Linked DNA regions of Homo sapiens: all the other regions are linked to region 4. Evidence: chromatin contacts called from ENCODE Hi-C data. All regions are on one chromosome and are shown on one strand. The core of a region is the stretch at or near the end of the contact, and the rest is flanking DNA. Distances in the headings are between cores, read along the strand shown. Region 1 holds the start of DDX10 (DEAD-box helicase 10). Region 2 overlaps ATM (ATM serine/threonine kinase). Region 3 has its middle 31 kb from the start of POU2AF1. Region 4 holds the start of ZC3H12C (zinc finger CCCH-type containing 12C).

Evidence for each region. A loop is a pair of places that touch in the nucleus more often than their neighbours do. Pooled maps may share reads with other maps.
Region 1: a loop to region 4 is called in a map of tibial artery, with 6 times the contacts of the local background. The contact joins the promoter of DDX10 here to the promoter of ZC3H12C in region 4. A Hi-C loop is called at or near these places in 2 of 168 maps with a recorded cell type or tissue (ascending aorta and tibial artery), 3 of 37 single-sample maps with no recorded cell type and 10 of 50 pooled maps.
Region 2: a loop to region 4 is called in a pooled map, with 7 times the contacts of the local background. The contact joins the enhancer-like site here to the promoter of ZC3H12C in region 4. A Hi-C loop is called at or near these places in 2 of 50 pooled maps.
Region 3: a loop to region 4 is called in a map with no recorded cell type, with 5 times the contacts of the local background. The contact joins the enhancer-like site here to the promoter of ZC3H12C in region 4. A Hi-C loop is called at or near these places in 13 of 37 single-sample maps with no recorded cell type and 5 of 50 pooled maps.

What each region holds. Positions count from the first base shown.
Region 1 is chr11:108,663,791-108,666,490 of GRCh38, forward strand. DDX10 (DEAD-box helicase 10) reads left to right here and starts at 1,279. Exons shown (of 18, transcript NM_004398.4): 1 at 1,279-1,549. The coding sequence starts at 1,364.
Region 2 is chr11:108,237,885-108,240,584 of GRCh38, forward strand. The region is part of intron 5 of ATM (ATM serine/threonine kinase); the gene reads left to right. Among named protein-coding and RNA genes, the nearest start is that of ATM, 16 kb to the left of the region's middle. Within about 2 kb of position 1,372, at least 3 of the 41 ENCODE cell types and tissues checked have a DNase peak (open chromatin) inside an H3K27ac peak, as active enhancers do.
Region 3 is chr11:111,408,735-111,411,434 of GRCh38, forward strand. It overlaps a transcript of BTG4 not described here. Among named protein-coding and RNA genes, the nearest start is that of POU2AF1, 31 kb to the left of the region's middle. RefSeq lists an enhancer at 1,183-1,242. Within about 2 kb of position 1,259, at least 3 of the 41 ENCODE cell types and tissues checked have a DNase peak (open chromatin) inside an H3K27ac peak, as active enhancers do.
Region 4 is chr11:110,092,017-110,094,716 of GRCh38, forward strand. ZC3H12C (zinc finger CCCH-type containing 12C) reads left to right here and starts at 1,376. Exons shown (of 6, transcript NM_033390.2): 1 at 1,376-1,416. The coding sequence starts at 1,396. RefSeq lists silencers at 586-645, 946-1,205, 1,266-1,735.

The DNA.
Region 1 (2,700 bases), core at 29-2,528, 1.4 Mb before region 4:
AATCACTCCTTATTGAGCTTTACTGTCTACCACATCTAGTGTTCCTGAGTGTGGAAATTCTCTTGTTCACCTCCTGTCCTCACTCCCTTCCAATAAGCCATGTCTTGTTTGGAGGATGGGCATAGAGTTGAGAGTAGTGATCTGGATATGTGGGGTTGGAAAGGAAATTTGAGAGCCCAAAATTCTGCCTGTGAACTTTGAACTCAATTTTCCAATCTCCTTTGCTACAGCTAAGCTCTCCCACCCACATCCGGTGTTTTCCTGGAGGCTGTAGGTAAATGTGTCAAAAAATTCAATTCATTGAAAGCCAGTTCACTTAAATGTCCAACTTGCAATAACTTTTCTATTACCTCCTTTTTTTTTTTTTTTTGACGGAGTTTCACTCTTTCACCCAGGCTGTGGTGAAGTGGGGCGATCTTGGCTCACTATAACCTCCGCCCCCGGGGTTCAAGCGATTCTCCTGCCTCAGCCTCCCAAGTAGCTAGGATTATAGGTGTGCACCACCACGCCTGGCTAATTTTTGTATTTTTAGCAGAGACAGGGCATCACCATATTGGCCAGGCTGGTCTCGACCTCCTGACCTCAGGTGATCCACCCACCTCGACCTCCCAAATTGCTGGAATTACAGGCGTGAGCCACCGTGCCCGGCCTCTATTACCTACCTCCTTACGTTTAGTTATCATTTTGTCTCCATAAAAGCATTTTAAGGCAAATTCAATTTGATTCCGTTCCAGTTTCCTTGCTGTTGCAGCTAGAGTCTGAGGGGCCCAGAGGAAAAGGAAAACCCAGAGGGGCATAAGAAGAATATAGAATATTCATTTTTATTCCTGAGGAAGTACAACCACCATGGATGGAAATCAGAAGTCACTAACTAGCTGTTTACTTCTGGGCAAATCTTTTGGCTCGTTGGCCCGAAAAGTGCAAAACGAGGGTCACAATTTTCATTCACAGATTGTATGTGTTTACACACATACTCACGAACGCTTAGCAAAGTTGAACCTGGAGCAAATGTGTTAATAGCCCTTAAAGGGTCAGTGTATGACGTCACCATAGTAACAACAACAGTGCGCATGCGTTTTTTTTTAAAGAGCCGGCGTGCTCCCGGCTCGGCTCAGCTCGCCCCCTTCCGTGGAGTGCTGCGCCCCCGTTTCCCCAGGCTGCCCCTCCCAGCAGGAGCCAATTCGCCAATCACAGCCCTCCTTTTCCTGACGTCATTGGCGCGTGCCCCGGTTTCAAAAGCTCGGGGGCGGGCTTCTGAGTTCGCGCATGCGCCTCTGTGCGTTTGTCCCATGCTGGTTCCGTGAGTCTGGCCTTAGGTGTCTCGTGTCTGGGGTTGATCCGAGCTGTCGCCGCCGCCGCCGCAATGGGCAAAACGGCCAACTCTCCGGGTTCGGGAGCCCGACCCGACCCGGTGCGGAGCTTCAATCGCTGGAAGAAAAAACACAGCCATAGGCAGAACAAAAAGAAGCAGTTGAGGAAGCAACTGAAGAAACCCGAATGGCAGGTCGAGCGCGAGAGTATCAGCCGCCTCATGCAGAACTATGAAAAGGTGAGGCCGGCGCTGGGGAGGGGGCTCGGGCCGGCCAGCAGCGGGGCAGCGTCTCACTGCGGCGAGGAGTTGCAGAGTGGAGGCGGCGGATCTGTCACCGGGACCCGGCCGGGAATGAGAGGTCACGCCGGGTGCCACAGCTCAAACCTCTGCACCGTTCTGGCCACTCTTCTGCTTGCCACACTGTTCCTAAAAAAATAATAGAAATGCGGCCGTACCTAAGGGTAGGGAGACTAATGCTGTAATAGCTACAGTCATATTCATATTAATAATACTGATGACAATAGTGGTAATAATGACACCTACATTTTTAAGCACTCACCATGTGCTTACAGTAATTGTTTGACTTGATCTGAGGTATGGATATTAATAATCCTATTTAACAGATGAGATAATTGAGGTTCTAAGAGGAATGAAACTTGTCCGAATCTTTCACGCTTAGTAGGTGGTGTGGAATTGGAAGCTAGATCCATGTCTTTCTAATCCCAAAGCCTTTGCTTTTAACCATGAAGCCAGACTGCATCCCTCAACATCATCTATGCTCCTTCCTGTGGCCACCTCATTTTCTCCACAGGCTTCATGTCCCCATCCAAGAATTGGCCTAGAAAAGCTGGACCGCTGGTCTGTTTCTGTCACCTATCATCCCCACATTGTAGCTGGTGTTCCCAGATGAGTATACCTGTAATGATCACTTTGACCTCCTGACTTCTTCCCCCAACCTCCAGACTCCACAGGTCTGTCAATTCCTCTTTTCCCTTTCCCTAAATCCCATGTTTGTTGGTCTTCACCCACATCTTTCAGCTTCTCAGCCCCCTTCTAGTGCAGTACAATCAGGGATTTAACAGATGGAACATTCTTGTAACTAAGGTTGCCATTGTAACAAATTACCACAAACTTGGCGGCTTAAAACAACAGAGATCTTGAGGTCAGGAGTTCGAGACCAGCCTGACCAACATGGTGAAACCCCGCCTCTACTAAAAATACAAAAAAATTAGCTGGGCCTAGTGGTGGGTGCCTGTAATCCCAGCTACTCGGGAGGCTGAGGCAAGAGAATCGCTTGAACCCGGGAGGCAGAGGTTGCAGTGAGCCCAGATCGCACCATTGCACTCCAGACTGGGTGACATGAGTGAGACTCTGTCTTAAACAAACAA
Region 2 (2,700 bases), core at 122-2,621, 1.9 Mb before region 4:
CTCCATTTACTTAGGTTTTTTTTTTTTTTTTTTTTTTTTTGCTTCTTTGTTTGTTTTTTTGAGACAGAGTCTCCCTCTGTTGCCCAGGCTGGAGTGCAGTGGCACGATCTCACCTCACTGCAACCTCCACCTCCTAGGTTCAAGCGATTCTCCTGCCTCAGCCTCCTGAGTAGCTGGGATTACAGGCATGTGCCACCACACCCAGCTAATTTTTGTATTTTTAGTAGAGACAGGGTTTCCTCATGTTGGCCAGGCTGGTCTCGAATTCCTGACCTCAGGTGATCCACCTGCCTCAGCCTCCCAAAGTGCTGGGTTTATAGACTTGAGCCACCGCGTCTGGCCACTTGTCTTTTTTGATTTCTTTCATTAGTGTTTTATAATTGTCAGCATATAGATTTTTTGTTGTAAATTGACAATTTTTTTTCTTTAATTTTATATATTAAAAAAAATAGAGACAGGATCTCACTGTGTTGCCTAGGCTGGTCTCAAACTCCTGGGCTCAAGTGATACCCTTCCCTTGACCTCCCAAAGTGTTGGGATTATAGGCATGAGCCAACATGCCCAGCTGCAAATTGACATTTATTTATAATTGTATAAACATAAAGATTTTGTATATGTTTTGTTAGATTTATACTGCAGTAGTTTGTAATTGCATTGTTTTTAACATTTTGATTTTCAAATTGTTCAATGCACAAAAATTATACAGAAGTCCAGTTAATTTTTGTATAGTGACCTTGTATTTTGGGACCTTGCTAAAATCACTTACTAAATCTAGTAGCTTTCTTTGAATGTTCTTTTGGATTTTCTTTGTAGACAAACATGTCTTCTGTAAGCAGTAATTTTTTTTTCTTTCTTTCTGAGCCATGTGGCTTTTATTTTATTTTTGTGCTTTATTACATTGGCTAGGACCTCCAGTGTGATTTATTGTGGTAAAATATATATAACATTTATAATTTTAACTTTTTTAAGTGTACAGTTGTGTAGTATTAAGTGCATTCATATTGTTGTGTAATCATCTCCACCATCCATCTCCAGAACTTTTTTTTCTATACTCAGTAAACAATGATTTACCATTTTCCCCTCCCCTATCCCCTGGCAGCTACCATTCTACTTTCTCTCTCTATGAATTTGGCTATTTGGGGTACTTCATTTTTATGGATTGAATGTTGTGTCCCACCAATTATGTTGAAATCTAACTCCCAAAGGGATGGTATTTGGAGGTGTGGGATTTAGGAGGTAATTAGGTCCTGTGGGTCCAGCCTTCATGGATGGGATTAATGCCCTTATGAAAAGAGGCCAGAGAGCTAACTTGCTGTCTTTCTGCCATGTGAAGATACAGTTCAAAGTCAGTAGTCTGCAGCCCCAAAGAGGGCCCTCACCAGAAACCCACAATGCTGGCACCTGAGCTGCTTTCAGCCTCCAAAATTGAGAGAAATAAATTTCTGTGGTTTCTAAGCCACCTAACCTATAATACTTTGTTATAGCAGCCTGAAGTAGAGGACTCCTATAAGTATTTGTCCTTTTGCAACCTGCTTATTACACTTACCAAAATGTCTTTGAGGCTCATCAGTGTTACAGCTTTTGTCAGAATTTCACCCTTATTAAAAACTGAACACTATTCTGTTCTGTGTATATGCCACATTTTGTTAATTCATTCGTCCATTGGTGGACATGGGTTGTTTCTACCTTCTGATTATTGTGAATAATGCTGCCGTGAACATGAGTATACATCTCCTGAGTTTCCTGCTTTCAGTCTTTTGATTATATACCCAGAAGTAGAATTGCTAGATCATGTGGTAATTCTATATTTAATTTTTTAAGGAACCAACATCCTGTTTTACACAGGAGCTACGCCATTTTACATTCTCACCAGCAGCCCACAAGGGTTCCAGTTTCTCTACATTCTCACTAGCACAACTAATAGAAAATGAGGATTCCTCTTCTAGGCCTTGAAAGTGCTGCATAATTTTGCTTCTTCCTACCTGTCTAACTTAACTAAAGCGCTTCTAATTTCTGTGCTCAAGCTACACTGTCAATTATTCAGTTTCTCAAACCTAGTGGTTTCCATTTTTTTAAATTGACTTTTATCTTTTAGAGGAATTTTAAATTTACAGCAAAACGGAGTGGAAAGTCCACTGGACACACACAGCATGCCCTACTGTCAACATCTTGCACCAGTGGTACATTTGTTACCATCAGTAAACCTATGCTGGGACACATCATTATTATCCAGAGTCCAAGGTTCACTTTTGGTGGTACATATGCTATGGATTTTGACAAGTGTTTTGACATTTTTAAAGATCTTTTTCTGTATCTAATGAGATGGTCATATTTTTTTTTCCTCTGGGAGAGAATGGTAACAATTTTTCACTATTACAGAATCATACAGAATACTTTCACTGTCAGAAAAATCCTCTGTGCTTCACCTTTTCATCTCTTCCTTCTTGTAAACTGTGGGAACCATGGATCTTTTTGCTATCTCCATGGTTTAGCCTTTTCCAGCATGTCATATACAGTTGTGCGTCTCTTAACAATGTGGATATGTTCTGAGAAATACATCATTAGGCAATTTCTTTGTTGCGTGAACGTCATAGGGTGTATTTATACAAACTTAGATGGTATAACACTACGCACCTAAGCTATATGGTATTACTGCTCCTGCACTACAAACCTGTGCAGCATGTTACTATACTGAATACT
Region 3 (2,700 bases), core at 9-2,508, 1.3 Mb after region 4:
ACCCAAGTGAGCATCGTGCACCTATTCACCTATACAAAGACATTTGTCAAGAACATACTGTGTGCCAGGCACCAGGTAGGTGGGATGACAAATAGAATCCCTACCTTCTAATGAGGGAGGCTTTTGAGTAAGCAAATATTATAAGACAATGGGATTCGTGCTGTGATCAAGGAGACACAAGGTGCTGTGGGAGGAAACAAGATGGCAGCCAATCTGCTAATGGGAGGGTGGATGTGGGCAGGATGCAGTGGACTCTGAGTCGAGTTGAAAAGAAGAAGTGGGAATTGCAGTTAGCCAAGGGAAAAAGTGGGATAACGCCATTTCAGAAGGAGGAAGAGATGGGAATGGGTGTTTATGCAGATGTTTGTGGTTACAGAAAATCAAAGAAGCTCCCATCTGACTGCATATATTTCCTCTGAGAGGGATAGAAGAGGTGGTAGAGGAGAAAAATTTAAAAGTCACCCCTTTAGGAGATGATAGGAGCTGGAAAAGGAGCTGGCTAGGTGCTGTGGTTTAGATATAATTTGACTCCACTGAAACACATGTTGAAATTTCATCCCCACTGTGGTGGTGTTGAAGGCAGGGCCTAATAGGAGCTGGTGAGTCATAGGGGGATCGCTTGTGGTGGGATGGCTTGGTGCCATTCTCAAGGCAATGGGTGAGTTCTTGCTCTTGAGAAATGGATTGGTTCTTGGGAAAATGGATTAGTTCCCATGAGAGTGGGTTCTTATAAAGCCAGGATGTCCCTCAGGTTTGGTCTGTCTTCCCATGTGCCCACTTCCTCTTTGACCTTCTCTGCCTGTCTTGATGCAGCACTAAAGCCCTCACCAGAAGCCAAGCAGACGCCAGCACCATGCTTCTTTTACAGCCTGCAGAACCATGAGCCAAAGAAAATTCTTGTCTTTATAAACTACCTAATCTCAAGGTATTCCTTTATAGCAACACAAACAGACTAAGACACTAGGGATATAAGTCATGCGCACAGGACTCTCCCATGTCAGTATCCTCTTCCTAATGAAGGGTTCAATTGGGATTTCCTATCTTTTGGATGGTTTTGGCATATGAAATGCTGTGTGCTATAGTAGGAAAAAAAGCAATTTCCTGAAACATTTTATGTAAGTTATCTCATTTGATTAACTCTGCTTTACAAATGAATAAGCTAATGTATTGGAGTGATAAGTAACTTGCATAGTGTCACATACTTGGGGAAGTGAAAACCTAAAGAAGGTGAAGGACTCATTCTTCCTGCTTTAGGTGCACGGAAATGATGGAAGTTGAAGACAGATCTCCCTACTCCAAGTCCTAAGTTTTGCACTGTTAAGTCAGAAGACATAGTTCCAGTCTCAGGTCTGTTACTAACCTGCAATAGGCTCTTGAATTAGTCATTTAACTGCTCTAAGCCTCAACTTCCTCATTTGTAAAATGAGTCTATGGGCCTTTCTGAAACTCTTTTTTTTTTTATACAGGGTTTTGGCTCTGTCACCTCAGACTCCCAAGTAGCTTGGACTACAGGTGCACAGCATCACACCCAGCTAATTTTTTAATTTTTTGTAGAGACAGGGATCTTACAATGTTGCCCATGCTGGTCTCAAATTACTGGGCTCAAGCAATCCTCCTGATATAACTAGAGATTCAAGAATGGCCCCTAGAATCCAACCCATGAGCCCTCTAGCCTAGGAATGAGGCTTTGGCAGGAAATATCAAAGATGGGTTTTCTTTCATTTCCACAACCCTATAAGGTTTGGGAATTCCAAATAAACAAATTTACCTTAATAATTTGTTGACCTAATTTGTTGCTGTCTCTCCATGCACGGAGAGATAGCATGCAATGAGTACAAAAGACCAAAAGTAAGCACTATGACCAACTCATTGTGTGCCCTTGGTCAAGGCCACCTCACCTCACTCAGACTCAGTTTATTCAGCTGTGAGATGAAGTAGAAGATCCTTAAAGTCCATCCTACTTTAAATGTCTCCCACAAACCTTAACTCATATAAGCAAATGCATCCTCAACCTGTCTACTGATTTTCCAGTAAGCATTTCTAACTTAACATGTCTAAAACAAAATCCACAATTTTCCCCATCAAATCAGCTCCTCTTGCAAATGGCAATCATATCTAAGTTTCTCGGACAAAAAACTTGGGGTCGTCCTTGGCTTCCCTCCTTTTTTCATCCTCTGCACCCAGCCTGTCAGAAAATCCTATTAATTTTACCTTCAAAATATGTCTAATATACAACTACTTCTCAGCATCTCCGCCGACATTACCACACTAGCCTAAGCTATCATCATTTCTACCCTAGATTAACGTGATCCTTCTCTACCTGGTCTTGTTGCCTCTAATTTTGTTCTTCCACAGTAACAGCAGCCAGAGTGATCCTTTTAAGGCATAACTATGCCCCTGCTTTGTTTTAAACCCTCCAATGGTTTCCCATCCCACTTGGGCGGAGTCTCAAGTTCTCATTCTGACCCACACCCTAATGATCTGGCATCCTCCTGCTCCTTTCTCCTTCTACTCTCCTCCTGTTCATCCTGCTCCTGTCTCCTTCTACTCTCCTCCTGTTCACTCTGCTCCAGGCACACTGACCCCCTTGCCGCTCCTTGAACAGGCCAACCATGGTCCTGCTTAGAGGATTTTGCACTCACTGTCTCCTCTGCTGGGAAAAGATTTACCTGGCATGCTCCTCCTTTCTTCGGGTCACTG
Region 4 (2,700 bases), core at 126-2,625:
AAGCAGGCTATTTGGCCCGTGGCATATGGTAGGGGCACAACCCATTCAGTGTCCCTCCCTCTCACTCCAGAAGCAGACTCATCCTGCCCTAGGCTGCTCGTAATGATTCCAAGGACAGGCGAATAAGGTTATTTGAACATTTCTGAAACATTGACTTAGTTTGTGCTGGGTGTTGTACGATTCACAGAAGTAGAAAGGCTCTCTGCTCCCGGTGCTTTTCAGCCTGCGATTCAGGCGCCCACCTCTGTGCAAAGGGCTGTTTCCTTCCGATCTCCTGAAAGAGATCTGGATGTATCTTGGGTTCAACCTCGATTTTGACACGATTGCCATTTCCATCAAAGCCAATTTCCTTGCTGAAAGAAGTCCTATCCCTGGGTGAAATCCCAACAGCTTCATTTGTTTAAATTCTTTTATTGGCCTTGCTAATGCAGGGTGTGGTTTTTCCTCATCACGGAATATTGATAAGTAAACAACTACGGGGAACCTGCCCTAAGAAGGCGGCCCGTCGATCTCCTTGACTGCCCGGGACATGATCAGTGTTACTGCTGGGTGGAGAAGGTGTCGCCGAGCGGAAAGGCGCCGTCCTGCACCAGGTCGGGGGAGAGGCGCGGGGAGGTCGGGACCGCTGGGTTGGGCCGGGGCAGGGAATAGGCGCGAGGGGAGGCGGCGCGGGAACCTCGGGCAGCCCCAGCGGCTGGGTCGAGCCCGACAGGTTCCAGCAGCTCCCCTCACCCCTCTCCACGCCTCTCGGGTTTTCCCCTTGGCTCAGGGTTTCCTGTTTCAGTTCTCGGCGTTCTCCAGCAGCAGGTGCTGGTTTGCCAACCTCGGCTCCAGAGGCGGCGACGGAGGAGAAGGAAAAGAGGGAAGGGGAGGAGGAAGCGGCGCGGCTGCGGTGGCTGCGGGCGGGCGGGCGGGCGAGGAGCGCGGAGCGAGGTGGCGGAGCCGGGTTCGCTCTCGCCCGCGGAGCAGCGGCACGGACGAAGGGCAGGGCCGAGCCGAGCCCAGCGCTCGGGCGCGCCCGAGCCGGGGCCCTGGCGTGCGGCCAGCTGTCCGGGCGGGAGGCATGAGGGAGCCTCGCGCTCGCCCCGCGCCCTAGCGGCGGCCGCGGCAGCCCAGGGCTGAGGCGAGAGGCGGCCGCCTGCCGGAGGGCCCCGGGGCTGCCCCAGCTCCAGGGCATGTAGTGATGGCTGCGGAGAAGAGAATGCAAGTAGGTTGAGCAACAGATTCGAGTGCGCGCGCGTTGGGGCTGTGAGTTGTGCAACCCAGGGAGGGGGCGCCGGGGCTGCGGCCCGCGGAGAGGGCGCGCGGGCGGGCGCGGCTTGGCGCGGGAGGGCCGCGGTGGCCGCTTCTCCGCGGGCCCCGCCGCCCGCTCGCCGCTTTCTCGCGGGGCTGGCTATGCCGGGTGGCGGCTCCCAGGTTTGTCCTCGGGAAGGGGGTGGGGGACGCGGACCGCGGCGAGAGTGGTCCTGGGGTAGCCGGTCGTGGGGAGGGCCGCGGGGCCGCGCCCGGGCGCCAGGCGGAGGGCGCCGGGGCCGCAGCGACCTCGCCGTGTGATCTCCAGGCCCAGGCGGGTCGGGCTCCGGAGGTCGAGTCACCGAGCTCCGGTCGCTCAGGTGGGGCCGAGCGGAAAGCCCAGCGCATCCTCCCCTCGGGCAACGCCGTCCCCGCCGGGATTTCGGGCGAGGTGAGGCCGGGCTTCCCGGCCCCGCGGCCTAAGGCACCGGTCCCCGCCCGCCCGGGGGCATAGATCGCGAACATGGAGGCGGGCTCGGGCGCCGCGGATGGAAACGGACACACTGCGCTGCCCCAGCGGCTCAGACTCGCGCGCGCTCGTGGGGCGAGACATCTCTTGGCATCTCGGATCCAGCCCTGGCCATTCGCTTAACTATCCATCCCTCCATCCAGATCGCCAGCAACCCCAGGCCGAGCGTCACGAAAGCCCCTCACTCCCCCCTCGTCCCTCCTTCACCCCCAGGCTCCAGTCCAGATCCCTTTTACACGCTGCGTTCATTTTAGCTCGGCTGTTCACATTTTTAACTCCGTATTAAGAAGTGTTACAAATATAACTTGGAGAAATGAATCCCGCATTTCTTCCCTAAGCTGTCTCATTTCAAGTCCTTAAAAACAGCCCTAACATCCAAGTACTGATTACTCTGTCTGGGGTTCTTGCCATTTGGTTATCCGTTAACAATCTCGGTTTGTGTTCGGTGTTTTGTGATAAAGAGATGAAAGACGAATCCAGATTTAGGAAAAGTTTTCCTATTGGTTGACAAGACTGTATTGGAGTATCCCAGGCCCATCAGGCGCTTATTGATTCAGACTTTTTTTAAACCATTTTAGAATAGATGCAGAGATAATTGGAGCTAAGTATTGTATGTTTAGGAATTTGGCAACGTTGTTCAGTTTTTCACTTGTTACGTGCTTGAGTTTTTCCACTTTTAAAATGCATATTATAAACGGAAAACGAGATAAACCTCAAACACAATTTTTGACTTTTCAAGAACCACAAGAAGTCATAAATACAGTGTGTTATAAATGTTTTTGTCTTAATGGACTTAGGATTTAGAGGGTATGACTTCCATTCATTTAATCACATGTACAATTAATTTTAGTAGCAGTTTCTTAAGTTTAGGGTTCTCTGTGTTTGACTACATGATAGCTTCATCAAACATTGGTAAAATTAATCTTAGTGTGATAAGC